2 separate regions of the Homo sapiens genome follow, and region 1 is linked to region 2. A link is a contact called in ENCODE Hi-C or POLR2A ChIA-PET data. All regions are on one chromosome and are shown on one strand. The core of a region is the stretch at or near the end of the contact, and the rest is flanking DNA. Distances in the headings are between cores, read along the strand shown.

Evidence for each region. Hi-C counts contacts between places; a loop is a spot of excess contacts on that map. ChIA-PET counts read pairs that join two places held with the same protein, here RNA polymerase II (POLR2A). Pooled maps may share reads with other maps.
Region 1: a loop to region 2 is called in a map of endothelial cell of umbilical vein, with 24 times the contacts of the local background. The contact joins the enhancer-like site here to the promoter of LIMS1-AS1 in region 2. A Hi-C loop is called at or near these places in 1 of 168 maps with a recorded cell type or tissue (endothelial cell of umbilical vein) and 5 of 50 pooled maps. POLR2A ChIA-PET finds 5 or more read pairs at or near these places in 2 of 52 experiments (HEK293 and MCF 10A).

Annotation. Positions count from the first base shown.
Region 1 is chr2:108,593,783-108,596,673 of GRCh38, forward strand. The region is part of intron 1 of LIMS1 (LIM zinc finger domain containing 1); the gene reads left to right. Among named protein-coding and RNA genes, the nearest start is that of LIMS1, 61 kb to the left of the region's middle. RefSeq lists an enhancer at 114-1,313 and silencers at 505-594, 615-664. Within about 2 kb of position 1,394, at least 10 of the 41 ENCODE cell types and tissues checked have a DNase peak (open chromatin) inside an H3K27ac peak, as active enhancers do; they include endothelial cell of umbilical vein, where a contact is called at or near this core.
Region 2 is chr2:108,677,326-108,680,048 of GRCh38, forward strand. LIMS1-AS1 (LIMS1 antisense RNA 1) reads right to left here and starts at 1,276. Exons shown (of 3, transcript NR_149074.1): 1 at 1,114-1,276; 2 at 1-166. LIMS1 (LIM zinc finger domain containing 1) reads left to right here. Exons shown (of 10, transcript NM_001193483.3): 8 at 654-702.

The sequences.
Region 1 (2,891 bases), core at 144-2,643, 83 kb before region 2:
AGATGTGATTTCTTAGTCATAAAAGGTACTTTTCATTCCTGTAATCCTGATTGGCCTGGTCAGTAATTAAAAGTCAACATTCAGTTTTATTTTACTTATTTCTAGGACCATTGTAGAATCCTTCAGTCATTACATATCTGGTGAGACCCTAGTGGTAAGTAAAGGATATCCATGCACTTGAGGGGAAGGAAGTGTTCACACATGAAATAGCTAGAATAGTAACAAAGCTCCCTTTAAATTCAGACAATAGCAGTGAGCTACTGGTAACAGCCCAAAGGAGAAAATGAGCAGCAGCCAGAATTTTGAGATTAATTTTAATAATTTATTAATGAATGCACCAGCAGAGAAGAGGTGGGAAGGATATGGTCGACAAGTGGTAGGAGTAAAAAATTCAGCTGTGGGGAAGGGGTAGCTTTTGCTTAGAAAGTTCACCACAGACCCCTGCCCTCTAAGTTATGGTGAATTCTGTGGAAGTGATTAGAGTGGAGAAAAAGGAACAAAGAGGGTTGGAATCCAGACGTTCCATGACTAACCCCAAGATGACTAAACCAGCTACTGAATGCACCCACAGAAAGGGAAGTGACATTTACTGAGAACACATTTAGTGTTGCTGAACGCTTAAAATGCTTTCTTTGTGTTCTCAGTCCTTACCAGTCTGTGAGGGGGGTTTATTTTGTCTACATTACAGATGAAGAATCTCACCTGCAAATGAAGAAAGTTGGCTGGCCGACAGGAGATCGTTTGAAATGAAAGGATTCCAGGGTTTCTTTCTACTGAGCGTATTCAATAAGCAGGGCTTATTATACTATCTAGAATGGTGCTATCCTGTAGAAATACAATGTAAGCAGCATGTGTAGTTTTAAGATTTTCTAGTAGCCATTTAAAACAGGAAAAAAGAGATAGGGAAGATTAATTTTAATAATATGTTTAATTTAACCCAGTATATCAAACTGTCATCATGTCCAAGCTATATACATATCATGTCATCAGCATTTTAAAGTTACCAGGAGAATTCAGTGGGTACTTTAAAGTCCATCTGAATTCAGACTAGCCACATTTCAAGTTGCTACATGTGACTACTGGCTACCAAAGTAGACAGCATAGCTCTAAAAAAAAGGTAGACAGACTCATCCTAAAAAAAAATCGAATGTAGAGGCCCTGCTTTGAAGTCATTGAGAGGAATTATGGTGGGGCAAGAAAGCAGCTTCACCTGAGATGGAAAGCTCTGTGGAAGGAAGGTACCATACATAAAAGCAGGGCTGCTCTTGAAAGAATGTGACCATATCATGCAAGGACATTACTGACTGAAGGGCTATTTATGGAGAGCAGTAAGGTCATACCGACCTTTATCACCACTGCCAGTCGTGACCACAGGAAGGCCCTGTGGTGTTGACTGCTAGATGCTGAACCGTATTTGGGTGGGGGTTGCGAGGATGCTGTGTCTTGGCAAATCTACTAACCATTAGGAGTGGAAACCACAGCCTTTAATGTATGTGTGGATGTCATTCCCAAAGAATCTTTTCTTCCAGTGCCTTTTTCAGATGAGGAGGTGTAATGTGTGCTTGAGGAAGTAAGCATGAACAAACTACCTTATATGGGAATTCCCAGACCTCAGCTCCACCCAGACCAAGATAAATGATGGTTTCAGACTGCTATTCCAGCAAAACAGGGACCATCCTATATTTATAATATTCAGTCATTTCTTCCATGCTTTCTTACTTTAAAAAATGTTCTTGAAATTTTCCCTTGGTCTTCTTTCTTCTTGTGATTCTGCCTACTTTGTTGCCTTTGTCCCACTTAACTATTTTCTTCAGTTTTTCCCATTGTACTTGGTTTATTTTGTTGTTGTTGTTGTTGTTCTGTAGTCAACTGTGTACTAGGAATCAGTGTACCCCCCAGGTCCTGTTCTTGGCTCTCAACTGTGGGACTTTCATTCTGTTCCTTCATCTGAAAAATGAAAAACATTAGAATTAGAGTCCTTTATAATCTTTTAGGGCCCTCATTTTGCAGCTCGTTTGGAGCCTCTTTTTTTTATTGTGGTAAAAAACACATAAAATCTACCACCTTAATCATTTTTAAACTCAACAGTTCAACAGTGTTAAGTACACAAGAAGTTGCACCTATGATAAAATGTGAAATAAGATCTAGAGGCTTGAGGAGAACCTGAGGTTATCTGTGGAGGGTGGAAGGCTTATGCTGAAGTGGCCCCCTGAGAGCAAAGATCAGGAGTAAGGGACGATCTCCTAGTATTCACTTGCAGAAGTGACTTAAAGCTGCTAAAAGGATGTGTGTCAGGGCTTTGGCATTCTGCCGCAGACATAGAAAGACCTGATACTGTTTTGACTTCATGTGTCCCTGTAGCCATTCAGCGGCCAACATTTGTATAGTACTTTATCTTTCTCAGCTTATTTCTAATTAGCGATAATTAATACTCTTAGTATTAATACGAGTTAATTTGTAATTCTTACAAAAGAGTGTGAGATAAATGAGCATGTGCTGTCTTTAATTTCCAAAGGAGGAAATGAAAGGGTCCGTGGAAGATGAGCTGTAGCTGTGGAAGGGGCAGAAAAGCCAGAGGGTGGCTCAGGAGTCTGGTGTTATATATGATAACATTTTAAAAATAAGAGGTGAGGAAAATGGGAGCACACTTTTTGGAAGATTAACATAAATGTAAAATGATTTACAGAACAGATCAATGGAATTCAGTTAGGTCTCAGATTTTACTTTCCCCATTAGGGATGTATGTAAAGAAAGGGCATGTTGGCCGGGCATGGCACACGCCTGTAATCCTAGCACTTTGGGAGGCCAAGATGGGCAGATCACCTGAGGTCAGGAGTTTGAGACCAGCCTGATCAACATGGAGAAACCTCATCTCAACTAAAAATACAAAA
Region 2 (2,723 bases), core at 26-2,525:
TGTGCTTAGATGAGGTTATACACAGCAGGTTGTGGCCTCATACAGTGGCAGGGCATCTTCTCAGAACCTTGCCCCTGGAGCATTTTATACCTCTCCTGCCCTGGTGATCTCCCAGGCATGGTGCTGGCTGATAACATCACTGTGAATTACAATTTCCTTCCCTCCTCTGTAAGAAAGAAGCAATCTGTGGGCAATCATTTTATGACCATGGAAATGTCCTGTTCCTCATCAACCTGCCCTAGATTCAGCACCCCTTGATGATTCTTGTCTCTGCGCCAGCTGCAAACGACACTTCTCCAGCCCCATGCCCTCCACCCATAGTCTGGTCCTCAGCGCTCTGCCTGAGCAAGAACCCACCTCCTCTCCCGTCTATAGGTTTATTCATTTATCTATTTCTTATCCATATGGACTCACAGATTTCTATATTTTGCATCACTTATTTGGGTGTTCAAACTGTCATCTGGAAAGTTTTTCTTTTAATTGATGAGAGTGAATTACTTTCATTGTAAGAAGTAAAAACTTGTCAAAGAACTTTTACTAAATTTCTCTAGTAGTGATAAATCCTCAATTTAGATAGCCAGCTATTTTTAAATGTTCAGTGTTCTAAAAATTCTAACACATCTTGAACTTTGACCACCTTTTTTTATTTTCAGCTATTTGGTGATGTTTGCTTCCACTGCAATCGTGTTATAGAAGGTGATGGTAAGTATCTGTGTGAGTTTTAGATTGGTGCCACTTTGACACAAAAACACTTGGGTAATGTGGAAATTCAGGTTGGTGATTGTATGGTTTGAAATGTGATCGTTATCAGTTACTTTTTCTCTATCTTTGGCGTATTTTCCAAGTAATCTGTAGCAGTAAGATGATAATATCAAAGAGTTGGATTTGTTACTGATTTATGACACTACTTTCGGCCACTGCTGCAGTGTTGTATGCCAGCAATCATGGGAACTGTCCCTGGTGGACCCTAAGACCTGTTTGTGTCCAGTTTCAGGAAGCTCTAGAACAACGTTTATTAGGAACAGTTTAATCTGCTATCGTAGTTAGGAAGAGGCACTTTAACCTGCACATGCTAAAAGCTGGCAGTTATCAGCAAGCATATCTAGGACTTACCACCCTTGTACTGTGGTAATTAGGCTGGGCTGATTGATTGGAACAGAAAGGAAGCAGCTGTGTTTGCTAAGACTCGCTAACACACTTCTGCCAGAGACTTCCTGGCAAAGTTTTGAACAATCCTGTTTTCAGCATGATTCATGGCTCCCTGCAGACATCACCTAATTCAGGAAATACTTTTGAAACACTGTTCATGTGCAGTTTGTGAAAACAATCCAGGAAAACAATCTTTAGTGCCATTGAAAATAAAACTTACCTCCCTCCTCTGTGAAATAGATGCCAGGTGAAAGAAGCTGCAAAGGAAACTGTCTTCTTATCATCAGCTCTGGAAAAAAGACTCCTACAGGGGCAAATAAGTTAATGTCTGGATTTTTGAAAATTATTTACCTAGTTCATATTTCCATGTTGGGCCAACAGCAGTAGGGACAGAAACAGCAAGCTCACCTAAACAACATGGTGCATGGACAGTTGCCACATGTGCCCAGGCCAAGGGGGCACAGTTGCTGGTGTAAGACATGGCACACATCATTTATAACTTCACAGGATACTTAAGGATGGGGGAAGATTAAAGTCAGCCCTCCGTATCCAGGGGCTGGATCCAAACATCCGTGGATTCAACCAACTATGGATCAAAAATATTTAGAGAAAAATAACAATATAACAGTACAAATAGTACAGTATAATGACTATTTACATATCATTTACATTGTACTAGGCATTATAATTAACCTAGAGATGATCTAAAGTATACGAGATAGGACCAGGCTCAGTGGCTCACGCCTGTGATCCCAACACTTTGGGAGGCCAAGGCGGGCAGATCAACTGAGGTCAAGAGTTCAAGAGCAGTCTGGCCAACATGGTGAAACCCCATCTCTACTAAAAATACAAAAACTTAGCTGGGTGTGGTGGTGCATGCCTATGATCCCAGCTACTCGGGAGGCTGAGACAGGAGAATCACCTGAACCCGGGAGGCAGAGGTTGCTGTGAGCCAAGATCACACCATTGCACTCCAGCCTGGGCAACAAGAGCAAAAACTTCGTCTCAAAAAAAATAAATAAATGTATACAAGACAATGTACATAGGTTATATGCATTTTATATCAGGGACTTGAGCGTCTGAGATTTTGGTATCCTCACAGCATCCTAGAAACAGTATCCTGCACATACTGAGCAACAACTGTATACATAAAGGTTGAGGGCCGGGTGTGGTGGCTTATACCTGTAATCCCAGCACTTAAGGAGGCCGAGACAGGAGAATTTCTTGAGGCCAGGAGTTCGATACCAGCCTGGGCAACAGAGCAAGACCTCCATCTCTACAAAATAAAAAATTAGCCAGGTGTGGTAGCACACACCTATGGTCCCAGCTACACAGGAGAACGAGAGGAGAAGATTGCTTGAGCCCAGGAGTTCGAGCTGTGATCGCACCACTGCAATACAGCCTGGACAACAGAGCGAGACCCTGTCTGAAAAACAAAAGAAAAGAAGCTCTCAGGAAAGAGGTTCTTGGCTGGGCATGGTGGCTCATGCCTATAATCTCAGCATTTTGGGAGACCGAGGCAGGTAGATTGCTTGAGCCCAGGAGTTCAAGACCGTCCTGGGAAACATGGCAAG